2 separate regions of the Homo sapiens genome follow, and region 1 is linked to region 2. The links are chromatin contacts, found by Hi-C or POLR2A ChIA-PET in ENCODE. All regions are on one chromosome and are shown on one strand. Each heading gives the region's core, a stretch centred on a gene start or an enhancer-like site at or near the end of the contact. The rest is flanking DNA. Distances are from core to core; before and after follow the strand shown.

Evidence for each region. A loop is a pair of places that touch in the nucleus more often than their neighbours do. ChIA-PET counts read pairs that join two places held with the same protein, here RNA polymerase II (POLR2A). Pooled maps may share reads with other maps.
Region 1: a pooled map of ovary shows a loop between it and region 2 (3-fold over the local background). The contact joins two enhancer-like sites. A Hi-C loop is called at or near these places in 3 of 50 pooled maps. POLR2A ChIA-PET finds 5 or more read pairs at or near these places in 2 of 52 experiments (PC-3 and activated B cell).

What each region holds. Positions count from the first base shown.
Region 1 is chr17:77,095,474-77,102,643 of GRCh38, reverse strand. It overlaps a transcript of SEC14L1 not described here. Among named protein-coding and RNA genes, the nearest start is that of MIR6516, 9.6 kb to the right of the region's middle. Within about 2 kb of position 3,528, at least 24 of the 41 ENCODE cell types and tissues checked have a DNase peak (open chromatin) inside an H3K27ac peak, as active enhancers do.
Region 2 is chr17:77,422,234-77,429,518 of GRCh38, reverse strand. The region is part of intron 3 of SEPTIN9 (septin 9); the gene reads right to left. LOC112268199 (a long non-coding RNA gene) reads left to right here. Exons shown (of 2, transcript XR_002958141.2): 2 at 1-7,285. Among named protein-coding and RNA genes, the nearest start is that of MIR4316, 29 kb to the right of the region's middle. RefSeq lists enhancers at 769-828, 2,048-2,956, 3,589-3,678, 5,641-6,445, 6,581-7,246. Within about 2 kb of position 4,463, at least 33 of the 41 ENCODE cell types and tissues checked have a DNase peak (open chromatin) inside an H3K27ac peak, as active enhancers do.

The DNA.
Region 1 (7,170 bases), core at 2,279-4,778, 330 kb after region 2:
TAATCCCAGCTACTCATGAGGCTGAGGTAGGAGAATCACTTGAACCTGGGAGGGGGAGGTTGCAGTGAGCCGAGATCACGCCACTGCACTCCAGGCTGGGCAATAGAGTGAGACTCCCTCTCAAAAAAAAGAAAAAAAGAAAAAAGAAGAGAAAGAAAACAAGGGAAGATACCCTTCACTTCCATATCCTTTCAGAATTTCTTTCTCTGTCCTTTTCAAAAGTGTATACAGCTTTCAAGTGGTTAAATGAGTCTCCTGCCAGTTTCCCCCAACTCAAGTCATGTTTCCCCAAGGACCTGAGCCACCCACGTGAACTGTAATCATCAAGGAAGATAACTGTTTTCCGGAGGGGATGATCCCAACTTCAGCTGTCACCTGATTCTAAATGGCAAAACCCACTTACACAGTGCATGGGCTGTATCCACTTAGCTGTATCAAAGCGGGAGATTTGTCTCTGCAGTTCTTTCAGTGGGCTGCCTGTGATGCTCAACGCGTTTTGGTTTAATGCTTATTCAATCATAAAATTGTTTTCTTTTGCTTTTACTTTTGTGGCGAGGCTTTCTGGGTTGGGGGATTTTGTTTTTAAATTATATTTCCCCAACAGATGACTGCAGTTTTGTTAAGCAAATAGCAAAGAGGTCTTTGGATGTTAATCATTGCCTCTTGATGTACCTATGTAAATAAGAGACCTCAGAGAACCCAGCTTGCATGACATAGAGACCCTGGTGAATAAACTACAAGAAATGGTGACCGCAACGGGACTGTTGGGAACGTTTTCCCTAACACAGGACGCTGGTTTAAAGGAATTACATCAACGTGTAAATGAGCACCACCAATAGTCAGGATGATGTGTTCTACAAAGTAAGTCCACGCCTAAGTCCCACCATCCCTGAGAAAGGACCGAGTGGTCCTCAGACCAGCAGTATCAGCATGGCCTGGGAGCTTGTGAGAACTGCCGAATCTCCAGCCCAGGCCAGACCCACAGAACCACCAGAAGCTGCATTTTGATGGGATCCCCAGGGGAGTCCTTTGCAAATTGTTTGGGAAGCACTCAACTAGACAACAAATTCACTTATATTCTTAGACCAAAAATGCAACAACGTGGGCCTTCTGAACCAAGACAGGGATTTAACCATGACAGTTATTATGTCTGGTCAAAAAAGAGGGGCCGGGAACAGTGGCTCATGCCTGTAATCCCAGCACTTTGGGAGGCTGAGGTGGGCGGGTCACCTGAGGTCAGGAGTTCGGGACCAGCCTGGCCAACATGGTGAAACGCCATCTCTACTAAAAATACAAAAATTAGCCTGGCGTGGTGTGCGCCTGTAATCCCAGCTTCTCAGGAGGCACAGGATAATTGCTTGAACCTGGGAGACTGGGGTTGCAGTGAGCCGAGATTGTGCCATTGCACTCCAGCCTGGGCAACAGAGCAACAGGGCGAGACTCTGTCTCAAAAAAAAAAAAGAGAGGGACTATATGCTTAACACTAAACCAGGCTTGGGACAGAGCCCTTTCTACCTGATATAATTAATAAATTCATAACTTGCTTCTGGGTAGAGACTGGCAAGATTGGGAAGGAGTTTTCTGGGAAACCAGTTACCCAACCAGCTGCCTGTCAGAACCATCAGCCTGTGACTCTAGATTTGGCCTAACAACAATAATCCAGCTCTTATATTTTCCTATAAAATATCCCTACCTAAATGTGAACTTATGAATTGGACTACTACAGCCTGACCCCTGCATACAATATTGTAACAAAACTTTAATCAATTGTATGAAAAGTCTTCTCTCACTCATCTAAGAAAAAAATTGGAATGGATAAATTAACTTGATTGACCTTACGTAAAGTTACGCTGAGAGGCCACCAGGAAGTGTGGGAAGAATTTAGCAGCAGGTTCAGAGAAAGCCCAGGCTGGGCGCGGTGGCTCACTCCTGTAATCCCAGCACTTTGGGAGGCCGAGGTGGGTGGATCGCTTGAGGTCAGGAGTTTGAGGCCAGCCTGACCAACATGGTGAAACCCTGTCTCTACTAAAAATACAAAAATTAGCCGGGCGTGGTGGTGGGCGCCTGTAGTCCCAGCTACTCTGGAGGCTGAGGCAGGAGATTTGCTTGAACCCAGGAGGCAGAGGTTTCAGTGAGCCGAGATCACAGCACTGCAATCCAGCCTGGGCAACAGAGTGAGACTCTGTCTCAAAAAAAAAAAAAAAAAAAAAAAAAAGAGAGAGAGAGAGAAAGAAAAGAAAAAAAAAAAAAGAAAAAGCCAGCCAAGGAAGGGGAAATTAACAGGGACAACAATACAGAATGCACACACTGCAGCGCAGGGCGGTAGGCACCTTTTGCGCATGCGCACTAACGTGAATGCCGCATGTACAGATGACCACAGTGCTCGGAGGGTGCAGAAGGGGAAGCAGAGGGTGAATAGGCAGAAGTCAGTCCACATCTACCAGGAAGAGGTCAGTCCACATCTACCAGGAAGAAAGTCAACAGGCGAGGACCCAGATGACTCAAAGAGAAGCAGCGCAGCACGCCCGCTCCTCGGAAACAAAACCAGCGAAGCTGAAGGAATGGAAAATGGCTCCCGCTGGGAGCGCCAGAGCAGGGAAGCTTAGCCTAGTGTTAGAAGCCTTTTAGTTCTATGAATTTTTTGAACTAATGCATGTATTACTTTGGGAAAAAAAATTTTTTTAAACAAAAAGACATGTTTTTGTTGTAATGCTGGGGCATGTTAAAAAAAAACAACAAAAAACGCATGAAGCCTTTATTTCATTTTGATCTCTTAATACCTCCTTTTGATCTTCCCCGTTAACTTTCGAAGGGGTGAAGTATCTTGGAACAAAGACAGTACATTAGTGAAGGAGACTCACGTACCTTAGGATTTTTTTTGTTTTTGTTTGAGAGAGTCTCACTCTGTCATCCAGGCTGGAATGCAGTGGGGTGATCTCAGCTCACTGCAACCTCCACCTCCCACGTTCAAGTGATTCTCCTGCCTCAGCCTCCAAGTAGCTGGCATTACAGGAGTGTGCCACCACACCCGGGTAATATTTGTATTTTTAGTAGAGACGAGGTTTCACCATGTTGGCCAGGCTTGCCTCGAACTCCTGACCTCAAAGTGATCCACCCGCCTTGGCCTCCCAAAGTGCTGGGATTACAGATGTGAGCCCGGCCATGCCTTTGGATTTTAGGGGCTTCAAGATGTGCCTTAGGATTTATGGGGGGCTTCGTCCATAACTCATCCTGATAGAAGATGACAACTGAGCAAAGTTTTCAAATAGGCTCATGTCAGAAATTTGACTTTCAGAAATCTACTCAATGGGGCCAGCCACGCATAGAAGGTAAAATGTGGCTTACGGAGCCTCGTGTGGGAGTCAACATTAAAACCCAAGTCTTGGTTTTGTTAAAAGGGATTTGTCATTCAAAGAGAGTGGAAGTCTTATTTTAATTCAATAAAATTATCTAAATGTTTTGCTGCTCGGGCTGTAGTTCTAACGTGGCATTGCATAACCACTGTTACATAACCCTCCACAGCTGACAGTCTGTGAACATGTGACCTTCCAGTGACTTACACGGGGCTCCTTTCATTACCATTGCAATAAAAAGAACTTGGTTTTGGCTGTAGCTGCATAATTGATCTGAAAAAAAAAATCACAACAAATAACTATTTCAAATACATTAATCACATGTAACCACATCAAACCCAAACAGGCTTCTATGAGAATGTAGTTTTTGTGGTCTTGTTGCTAGCAATTTAAATACTGATATAAATGAAACACACATATCTACTCTGTTGAAAAAGCAATAAGTCCAGGGCTCCCACTCTCAAGGAGCTAGTGTAGAAGTAGTGTTCAGGGAAGCTAAGGCACAGGGAAGGAAACAATTCCAAAACCACGGGGTGAGCTCCATGAATGAGGTGGGCACTAGGAGAGGACAGATCCAGGGCTGAGGTCCTTGTCACAGAGAAAGACAGTCTCCAGCTTCATCACTGCAGTGAAGGGCACGCGATCTTTATGTGAACAAAGTCTGTCCCAGAACACTTCCAAATACTGCAGGACATGTGGCTCAACATGAGCCAAAAAGACGGTGTCCCCATGCATAGACCTGGGATCCTCTCAATGGGCCAATGTGTAGGAACAGGAAATACTTTTTTTTTTTTTTGAGACAGTCTCACTGTCGCCCAGGCTGAAGTCCAGTGGCACGACGATGGCTTACTGCAACCTCTGCCTCCTGGGTTCTGGCATTTCTCGTACCTCAGCCTCCCGAGTAGCTGGGATTACAGGTATGCACCACCACGCCTGACTAATTTTTGTATTTTTAGTAGAGATGGGGTTTTGCCATGTTGGCCAGGCTGGTTTCGAACTCCTGACCTCAGGTGATCCACCTGCCTTGGCCTCCCAAAGTGCTGGGATTACAGACATGAGCCACTGCACCGGGCCTAGAACAGGAAATACTTCTAACGTAAACTACCATTAGAGGGAAAAATGGTTCCTAAAAGGCAAGAGTAGATAGAATATGTAAGCTACGGACACTATTCAGAGAAAAGGCAGAAGTCCCACACTTTCCTCCATGTGAGGCCCCATGAGATCTGGCCTCAGCCCCCCAGCCCTCTCATCAACTCCTTTTGCTTGTGTGCCAGGGCACTGGCTGCCTCCCCTGCTGGGGTGCTCTTCCTGGTCATCATGTGACTTACTCTCACTGAAGGATTTGGTTAAAGGCCACCCATCTAAAATTGCAAACCCCATCCCGTGCTCCTCCGTAGTGGGGCTGCTGTCTTTCTCTCCATAGCACTCATCTGTTATTCTGCATATTCTAATGACCTGTTTCCAGTCTCCCCTATCCTGGGATATAAGTTCTCTGAGAGGAGGGAGTATGTTTTGCCTCTGGCTGTATTTTAACATATCCAGCAATACTTGTTCAACTAAAACCATCAGAAAGCTGTTCACCGGGCTAATAAGCCAGAGAACGTACAGTACTCTGTTGAAGATTACACTTTCAGAATGGTCATTCTCCCCACTCCCCCGCCCCCACCCAGCAAGTCCACTTTCCCACCAGCTAACAATCAGCACTCTTTTTTTTAAATTTTTTTTCTTGAGATGGAGTCTTGCTCTGTCGCCAGGCTGGAGTGCAGTGGCACAATCCCGGCTCACTGCAACCTCTGCCTCCCAGGTTTAAGAGATTCTCCTGCCTCAGCCTCCCGAGTAGTTGGGATTACAGGCGTGCGCCACTACGCCCGGCTAATTTTTGTACTTTTAATAGAGACGGGGTTTCACCATGTTGGCCAGGATGGTCTTGATCTCTTGACCTTGTGATCCGCCCGCCTCGGCCTCCCAAAGTGCTGGGATTACAGGCGTGAGCCACCGTGCCCGGCCACAATCAGCACTCTTAACTGTGCTGGCTTTGTGCAAACTTTGTTTGGTCTTGATAAGTACCTGTCAATTTCAAGTTATAAGCAATGTTCATGCCAGAGACACTTCTAAACCCTTAATGCACACTGTCTGGGACTTCAAATACTGGTACGTGTTAACACTGGATTCCTTACAAAGAAAATCTTTCCCGATGTTCTCACCAGCTGGCACTGGGAGTACATTGGAACGGAGAAATGTATTAGAACACGCTCTTATCTCCACGTGCAGTGCCTGTGCTTGGTTCCTGACATGATAAACGCTTCCAAGGAAAGCACTTATCACGAACCAAGACACCTGGACTGATTCCACTGGGACAACCGGACAGATTCGTAACTAAGAGCCCAGCCCCGCAGATGAATCTTCTGCATAACTTTTTGGTGACAGAAAGTCTTGGCTAAATTACACAAATCAAAACAAAACAAAAAAACCCCAAAATCCAAACTCTGTACCAAGTTACAACAGACATAACTTTTTGGTCACAGAAAGTCTTGGCTAAATTACACAAATCAAAACAGAACAAAAAAGCCCCAAAACCCAAACTCTATACCAAGTTACATCAGAGAACACAGTCTGGTGTTGGATTACATCCTCTAGTGGACGAAGAGAGAAATTCAAAATCTTGACTTAACTGTTCTTTAATTTCTATACCTTTTCTGATACAGGGCTTGTGTCCCACGGTGACTTTTTTTTTTTGAGATGGAGTCTCACTGTCACCCAGGCTGGAGTGTAGTGGCGCTATCTCGGCTCACTGCAACCGCTGCCTCCCAGGTTCATGCGGTTCTCCTGCCTCAGCCTCCCGAGTAGCTGGGATTATAGGTACGCAACATAACGCCTGGCTAATTTTTGTATTTTTAGTAGAGACAGGGTTTCAGCATGTTGGCCAGGCTGGTCTCGAACTCTTGACCTCAGGTGATCCGCCTGCCTTGGCCCAAAGTGCTGGGATTACAGGTTTGAGCCACCACACCCAGCCTCATAGTGATTTTTAACCTTAAATACAACTTCTTAACCACATATTTAATTATCCATTGCTAATATTGAAAGCACCATCTGTAGCCAGGCGTGATGGCTCATGCCTGTGATTCCAACACTTTGGGAGGCTGAGGTGGGAGGATCACCTGAGCCCAGGAGTTCAAGACCAGTCTGGGCAAGACAGTGAGACCTCATCTCTATTTAAAAAAAAAAAAAAAAAAAAGACTGACTGCAAGGAGCTGGAACTGAATGACAGCAGGAGACAGCCAAGGCCAGGGAATGTTCCTGACAGCCACACAAAACCTTCCTAGGCCTCCACCCATGGAGTCTAGGCCTCCCTCCCATCACCCAGAAAGATGCCCAGCATGCCAGTCCTGTGTAGGAGGAGCGCGCCCATTACTGTGTAGGAGAATTAGTGAAGGCTGTTTATTTATTTCAGTAATTAGTTAATTTTTTTTTTTTGAGACAAAGTCTTGCTCTGTCTTCTAGGCTGGAGTGCAGTGGTGTGACCTTGGCTCACCGAAACCTCTGTCTCCTGGGTTCAACTGATTCTCATGCCTCAGCCTCCCGAGCAGCTGGGATTACAGGTGCCTGCCACGACACCTGGTTGAATTTTGTATTTTTAGTAGAGATGGGGTTTCACCATGTTGGTCAGGCTGCTTTCGAACTCCTGACCACCCGCCTCGGCCTCCTAAAGTGCTGGGATTACAGGCGCAAGCCACCATGCCCAGCCAATGAAGGCTCTTCATTGTCTTGGGGTCTAGTGACAGAGAAAAGGCAAGCAGGTTCATTGTTAAGGAGCCAC
Region 2 (7,285 bases), core at 3,214-5,713:
CCTCTCCCCACCGAACTGTTGGCCTTTTTGGATGCCCTCTCTGATTCTCTGCCAACATCCCCACAACACAATCAGCCCTCAGTCCCTCCCCAAATGCAATCGGCGAGCACGCTGTAGCCCAGGCGGACGGTGATGTCCCCATTTTGCAACCTGCGAGAGCCAGCACACCTCTCAGCCAGGTGGGCTGCAGGAGCCAGTCGTGGCGAGGGCAGGAGGCCTGCGTGCTGACGGCATCGGCACCATCAAAATTACGGTCAGATCAAGGTCACGGTCAACGAGCTTCTCCACCTGCAATTTCCTCCTCACCAAGGTGGCCTCAGCCTCAGCCTCGGCCTCAGCCTTGGTCTTGGCCTCAGGAGCTGCAGACACACCCCCAAGTCCCCACCCCAGGAGCTTGGCCTCACACACACCGGAGGACACGGAGCTGGGGCACAAATAGCCAAGAACAGGTACATCTGCAACCAGGAGCAGGGGGCGGAGGGCTGCTGAGATGCTCCCATTCTCACCGGCTGCCTCCTCTGACGGCTTACCACTTATTATACACTGACTGTATAACCAGGGCTGTGACATGTCTGCTTCTTACATTATATCATTAAATCCCCAAATTTGTCCCCAATTTACATACGATGAGGCAAATTCAGAGTCAATAACCTGCTTATCAGCTTCTGAACCCATGGGTGGCTCTAACCTCCCTCCTTCCAGCTCCTTTGGGCCCACATGAGTACTGAGGCACAAGGGAACCCCACCAGCTGGGAAGTGTGCCCTCCCTCTGCTGACCCCACAGCCCTCCCAGCCTGTGCCTGAAGCTGCCAACACCCTCCCATCCAGCACTGCTCTCTGTAGCCTGAGCTGTCGCTGTGTGACCCAGGGTTAGTGCCCTAACCTCTCTGGACTACATCTGCAAGATGAGGATGCCGCCGCACAGCCTACTTCAAATGGTCACTAAGTTGCCTGCACAGCTAACATCTGCCGAGCCTGTGACACGACCAGCTTTGCTTCAATTTCGAATGTGGTACTCCCACCCAGTTTGGGGGTGGAACTGTTAGTTCCTCTTTTTCTGGATAAGGAAGTTGAAAGGCTCCAGAAGGCACCAAGGTCAGCTGATCTGCCAGTAGGTACAGTGTCCACCTGTCACTCACAGCCCTCCCTTGACCGCTTCGCCTGTCTCCCCAGTTGAGATTCTGTGTGTACTTGAACACTTTGCCAATGGTTGAACCTGCACCAGGGTCACTGTGTCAGCTGGGCCTGCCAGGCCACCGTCCCCGAGCTCTGTCCAAGGCAGGGCCAGTGTTCATACCTTGCTTCCTTGCCAGTGTCCCACCCAAGGCCCTGGAAAGGCCCTGGAGTCAGAGATCCGGCTAAATCCTGGCAATGCCCCATACCTGCTGTGTGACTATGGGCCAGCGACTCAGCCTCTCTGTGCCTCCCGGGTTGCTGTGAGGGTTACAGGAGATGCACAGAGGGCCCTGAGCTTGGTGGCTGGCATGCTGCAAAGGCTAGTTACGTGGTGCAAGGATGGCACTGATGACAATAAATGAATCGAACGAAAACCAGGCTAACTGGGCCTGGGGAGGGGCGCTGGTTAAACAGACCCGAGTGGATCAGGACCTTGCACATGATGAGCAAGCGGGAACAGCTCCAAATAGCAAGTCGGGCAGGCCCAGGATGACTCAGCCCTGGGTGCTGTCCAGGGCCCCCTCTCGGCTCCCCTGCCGGCCTGGTCTCCTCCTGTTCCAGCCTGACTGCCCCTATGGGCTCCAACAAGTTCCTGACCAGGACTGAGGCAGAACAGACAGGGCTCAAGACCCTGCAGGCAGGCACAGAGTGTGGATGGCAAAAGGAGATGCTCCAGGCCCCCTGCCGTCCTTCCCTCCCCGAAGGCTGACAATGTCAACCTACAGAAGAAGCTGTTCTTCCCGGCCTCGGATCCCATCTCAATACAGTGTATGAGGCAGCTGTGCCCAAGGGGTGTGACCACTCCTGCAGATGGAACCCATTCACTGTGCCCAGCCCATTGCCAGAGCCCGGAGGACGGGGGAAGTGAGGTGGGGCATCTCCCACAGTGAAGGGAAAACCCAGTCTAGCTATTTTTTCTTGTGTTGCTTCTGGAACTCACCCTGTCATGGCTCTACCCTAACTCAGCTTCCCAAAGCCTCAGAGAGCTTTGTCCTTTCCCCTGCATCCCATCTCGTCCACTTGTGCTGGGTTAGTCCCCCAGAAGCCCCGTCTCCTGTCACTCCCAGGGCACCAAGGCTGGTTGGTGGGTTTAGGGATTCCCATCTTCTGATCCAGCCCCAGTGGCTCACCCCACACTCACCGGCACTCACAGGTGTGTCTCCCACCTCCGGCCTCTGCACAGGCGGCCCCACATTCTGGGAGCTCAGCCTCCCCCAAGGACTCACGCCAGAGCACAGGGACCTCTGTCTCTGACTCCTTCTTAGCTCCAATCACGAGCAGTCCATGTCATAGCAATTCCTTAGCTGCTTGTAGCTGTCTGCTAAGTTATGATAATGGCCTTTGCCCTCTAATCTAATGTCTGCATACAGACAAATCGCCACATTCTAAGCAGACCAGATACCACTTCCTCCAGGAAGTCTTCCCTGACTGCTCCAGTTGGACAGAGGCTTCCCTCCTTTGTGCTCCCCTAATGCTTAACAGGCATTCACTGAGCACCCGTGACATGCAAGGCACCCACAACACAAGTCAGTGTCCCCTGCCCTCCCAGAGGGCATATGAACAAATAAACGGCAAGACTCTCCAATACTCATCCATGCCCCATAGAAAGCCACCCACAGGCATGGGAGGGCTGTTTTAACTGCGGGTGACAGGGAGGCCTCTCCAAGATGGCAGCGCTTCAGCAAGACCTGAATGAGGCGGCCAGGAGGTCTAGGGAGGGACTTTCCAGGAGGGAACAAGTGAATATTCTTCCGTGAGGATGAGCCCTCATGTTCCAGGAGCAGCCAGGCCAGGGGACCGGTGCAGTGAACAGGGGCTGAGGGGAGTGGCCAGGTGACGTAGGGTCTCACAGGCCGCCCCACGATGAGTCAGCGCCCCAAGCACAGCAGACACCCAGGGAAGGTTTAGGCTGGGGAGTGATCTGAACAGATTCTCCATCCAGGAGCTCACCGGGGCTCCTGGGCTCACGCTGTTGCGCCACTGCATGCCTCCGGGGGCTCGGGGGGGCACCCTTTACACCATCATCACAGGCAGCACTCCTGGGGGAGGTGTGCTGTGCAGGGGACTCGCTGGCCACCCTGTCGGGCAAACCACAGGGGACTGTGTAGGACAGGCGGTCAGTTCAGGAGGGACAACTACCCAAGCAGGGGTCAGAGGGCACTCGGATTCGGGAGGAGTGCTCAACTTCTCAGGCCCAGGCAACCAGAGGTGGGGGGCGGGGTGCTGCTTCCTGACATGGGAGGCCTGGGGGCCTGGCTGCATTTCCTGGTGTGGAGGTGCTGGGAGGTGTGGAGGCCTCCTCCTGAGGCTGGGACCCTCTGGCCATCCTGACCCACTGTTCCGATCCTATCCTCCAGTCTGAGGGCATGGCCTGAACTCACAGCCGCACACACTCCCCTCTGCACAGGGCCCTGCGGGGCCGGCACAGCAGCCTCTCCTCTACAGATCAGGATGCTCAGCTCCAGGAGGGCTGGGACTGTCCAAGACCGCACAACCAGGGTCAGACACAGCTGGGCCAACCTTGTGACTTCTGGCTCCACGCACAGATTCTAAGCACACAGGTAAAACTCTGCTGGCTGGGAGGGTTGGGGGGTAGATGAGCGGGGGGCAGCTTCCTCTTAGCCTCCCAACATGCCAGGTCCCTGGGTGGGAGGGGGCACAAAGACCCTACCTTTCCCAAGAGACAGAGAAAGAGGCAGTGGAGGGTCCCTCTCTGGCTGAGGCTCCAGGTCCTGAGTGGTGAATGCAACCCCACTTGGAGGCTGGAAGTCAGGCGGCCTTGGGGGTGTGCGAGGCCCGCCAGCTCAGCTGCAGCTCCTTCCATGTAAGGGAACCCCCCCCAGGCAGCGTCCCCATGACCAGAGAGGGGGCCAGGAAGAGGTGAGGGCTGTATCCAGAGTGACACTCGGGTGGGCTTCACCCTGGGGACACGGTCACATCCCCCTCCCGGACCTCTGAAGCCCTCAGGTGCGGGTCAAGGGCTCTCAGCTGCAGGCAGGAGAGGGCCCCACAGCCACAGATCTGGGGAGTCCAGCTTGCAAAGCCCAGAGGCTTCCGGAGGCCGCTGGCCCGGCTTCCTGTGCAGCTGGGTTTTCCTGGGAGGCCCTCCTCCGGCACTCTCAGTCCCCAGCCCGCACGACCTCCCACAGCTGGGCCCATCTTCCCAGGCCCGGGTCACATGGTGCAGGTCAGTGGGGCTCTGGGGGAGGGCAGGGCGCCAGGAACAGCCCCGGGGGTGGGGGGACTGGAGCAGAGCTCACTTTGGCCGCCTGCCCACTTTGCATGAAGGACGCTAGACTTCCACATGTGGTCACTCGACTTCGCCCAACTATGCGTAAGTCCTGGTTACCCTCACCCTACTGATGGGAATTAAACTGGCCAAGGAGAAGCTCAGAATCTGAGCAGAGCAGGGGTCCAAGCCTCCCAGGAGTTCTAGGTACCCCCCAGCCCCTCCTTCCGAGTACTGAGTCCACACACTCAGTGCCCGGATGCCCATTCACTTGGGGGCCCGGCGACCGCCAGTCAGCATGGCTTACAAAGGGCTTCTGTGCAACAGGTCTCATTTGATCCTCCCAAAAACCCTCCGAGGCAGGACAATGTTATTCAACCCATTTTACAGACAAAGCAACTGAGTCATAAAATGGCTTGCCAAAAGATACAGAGGCAGAAAGATCAACAGCAAAGAGCTTCTCTGTGATCCTGACCAGCAAGGCCCCCAGAAAAAAGCAAGGGACCCCGAGGCCCTCACAGGAACAGAGTCCTGGAGGAGAACAAGAGCTTAGCCTCATGCTACCCTCAAGGGGTACCTTGAAGGTCAAGGTATTGGGCCCAAGCAGGCTGGACTGTGTTCCCTGTACCCCTCCCACCTCCTGAAGCCCCTTCCCTCCCACCCAGGTGGGCCGTGGAGGTGTCCACAACATATAATGGAACAGCTGGTAGGTCACTGGGCCCCCCACTGAGCCAAGGGGCTCGACCAGAGGCTCAAACAGTGGCACAGAAACCATGAGCCTCGCTGCAAACCAGCTCAGGCTTTGGAGTCAAGCAGCCCTGTGTTCACAGCCAGGGTCAGCCGCTTCTAGCTGTGTGGCCTGAGGCCAGTTCCTCAACCTCTCTGTGCCTCGGTGCCTTCTCTGCAGTAGTAACAGGAACCGTTTTCTACGGCGATAGTGCAGATACATCCCATGAAGCGCATAAAGCTTCGAGCCCAGCGCCTGGAGTACGTCAGGACGCAGTAAGTGGTCACTTATGATTCATGAAATATTAATAAGGTGAGGGGTGGAATGACAGCCTCCTTGCGTTGTCCCTAAAATGGAAACAAATCTGCTCAGCGCTCAAAGCAGCAGAAAGTGAGCCAAGGACAGGCTCCCAGCGACATGCCCTGGCAGAGTGTTCCCTGCTGGCCCCAGGCAGGGCTCAGGGCGGGCGGCCACCCTCCAGATGAGCTCATCGCTGGCACCTGCTTCCAGAGCACATGCCTGGACTTTCCAGATCTTTCCTCCCCTCTCTCTGACCTTCCCCTACTCTGCAACCCCCACCTCCTGCCACTTTCTTACTCACTCTCTCCTTTCATTCCTGTTCAAAAACAAATAATGGAGGCCAAATGTGTCAGCTGGCTCCCTGGAAAGGCTTCCCTGCAGCAGGAACGCGACGGGGGCAGTGGAGGATTGCTCAGCGCAAGCCACGTGATCTCCGCGCGGAGCCGGGGAAGGGGAGGCGCTGAGATCGAGGGTGCTAGGATCGAGGCACTGAGATGGGGTCACTGGACAATGGCCAGGGCCAGCTCCCGTTCCCACCCCAACAGGGGCCCCCACATTCAGGGGCCACATCTCTAAAGTCTCTTGGACAAGAGAGACAAATCCCATCACAGGGTCAGAAACGCTGCCTCCAGGCCGCCATCTGGGTGGGGGTGAGAGATGCCTCGCCGGTTCCTAAACATTCACTCTGTGGACAAAACTATCAAGGGGAACTCAATGTTTCCACAGCAGCTTGGTCAAGATATAGGTATCAGGCCGGGCGCAGTGGCTCACGCCTGTAGTCCCAGCACTTTGGGAGGCTGAGGCGGGCGGATCGCTTGAGGCCAGGAGTTCGAGACCAGCCTGGCCAACATGGTGAAACTCCATCTCTACTAAAAATACAAAAATTAGCCAGGTGTGGTGGTGTGAGCCTGTAGTCCCAGCTACTCAGGAGGCTGAGACAGGAGAATTGCTTGAACCCTGGAGGTGGAGGTTGCCATGAGTGGATATCACACCATTGTACTTCAGCCTGGATGACAGAGCGAGCAAGACAGCCTCAAGAAAAAAAAAGATGCAGGTATTGTCTCAGGGTTCACAAGTATAACCTGATCCCTGATGTTGGCATTTAATCCTGATGCAGATCCCAGCAGGAAAAGGGAGACGAACCAGAAGGCTGTGGGGACGAGGGGTTTACAGCAGTGCTTATTAGACTTGCTCTGGCAGGCACAAGTGTCCCCTGGAGGCTGCTAGACAAGCAGAGGGCCCACCCCAGAGACTCTGGTTCTGGAGGGCTGGGTTAGGGCCCAGGAAGCTGCATTTCGGCAGGGAATTCAGAGCTATCCTGAGTCCTACTTTGGAAGCAAGAGCCAGGGGGCAGAACAGAACCGGAACCAAAAGCTTCTGTGGGCCCAGTTTCATGGGGATGGGCCCGGTTTCATGGGGATGGACCCCTGCACCATCCGAGGTGACCATTAGCCCGGCTCCCCGGGACCAGCCCTGAGTGCTCCCTGGGGAAAGCGGGACCTGCAGAGGATGGTTTTCCAGGATCCGCCTGACCACCCACCCCCAGCCCGCTCTTACCCCAGCTTCCCTGACCTCCATCCTCCACCTAGAACTCTGGAGACCTGGCCCTGGAGGCCCAGAGACCAGAAATGAGGGGAGACAAGGGGAGAAGCTCCCCTCCCCATTCGCTGGCCACGCCAATGGGCTGACCTCCCAGGAAGCCACACCAGCCACTGCTACTGTCCTGGCCGCCCCGCCTGGCCCCGAGGCTGGGTGAGCAAGCATTCCGTTCTGCCTGCTTCTTCACCTGAGTCTCCTGCTGATGTCACGAGAGGCCTGACCACGCGCCCAGGAGGTACAGGACAGAGCCCAGA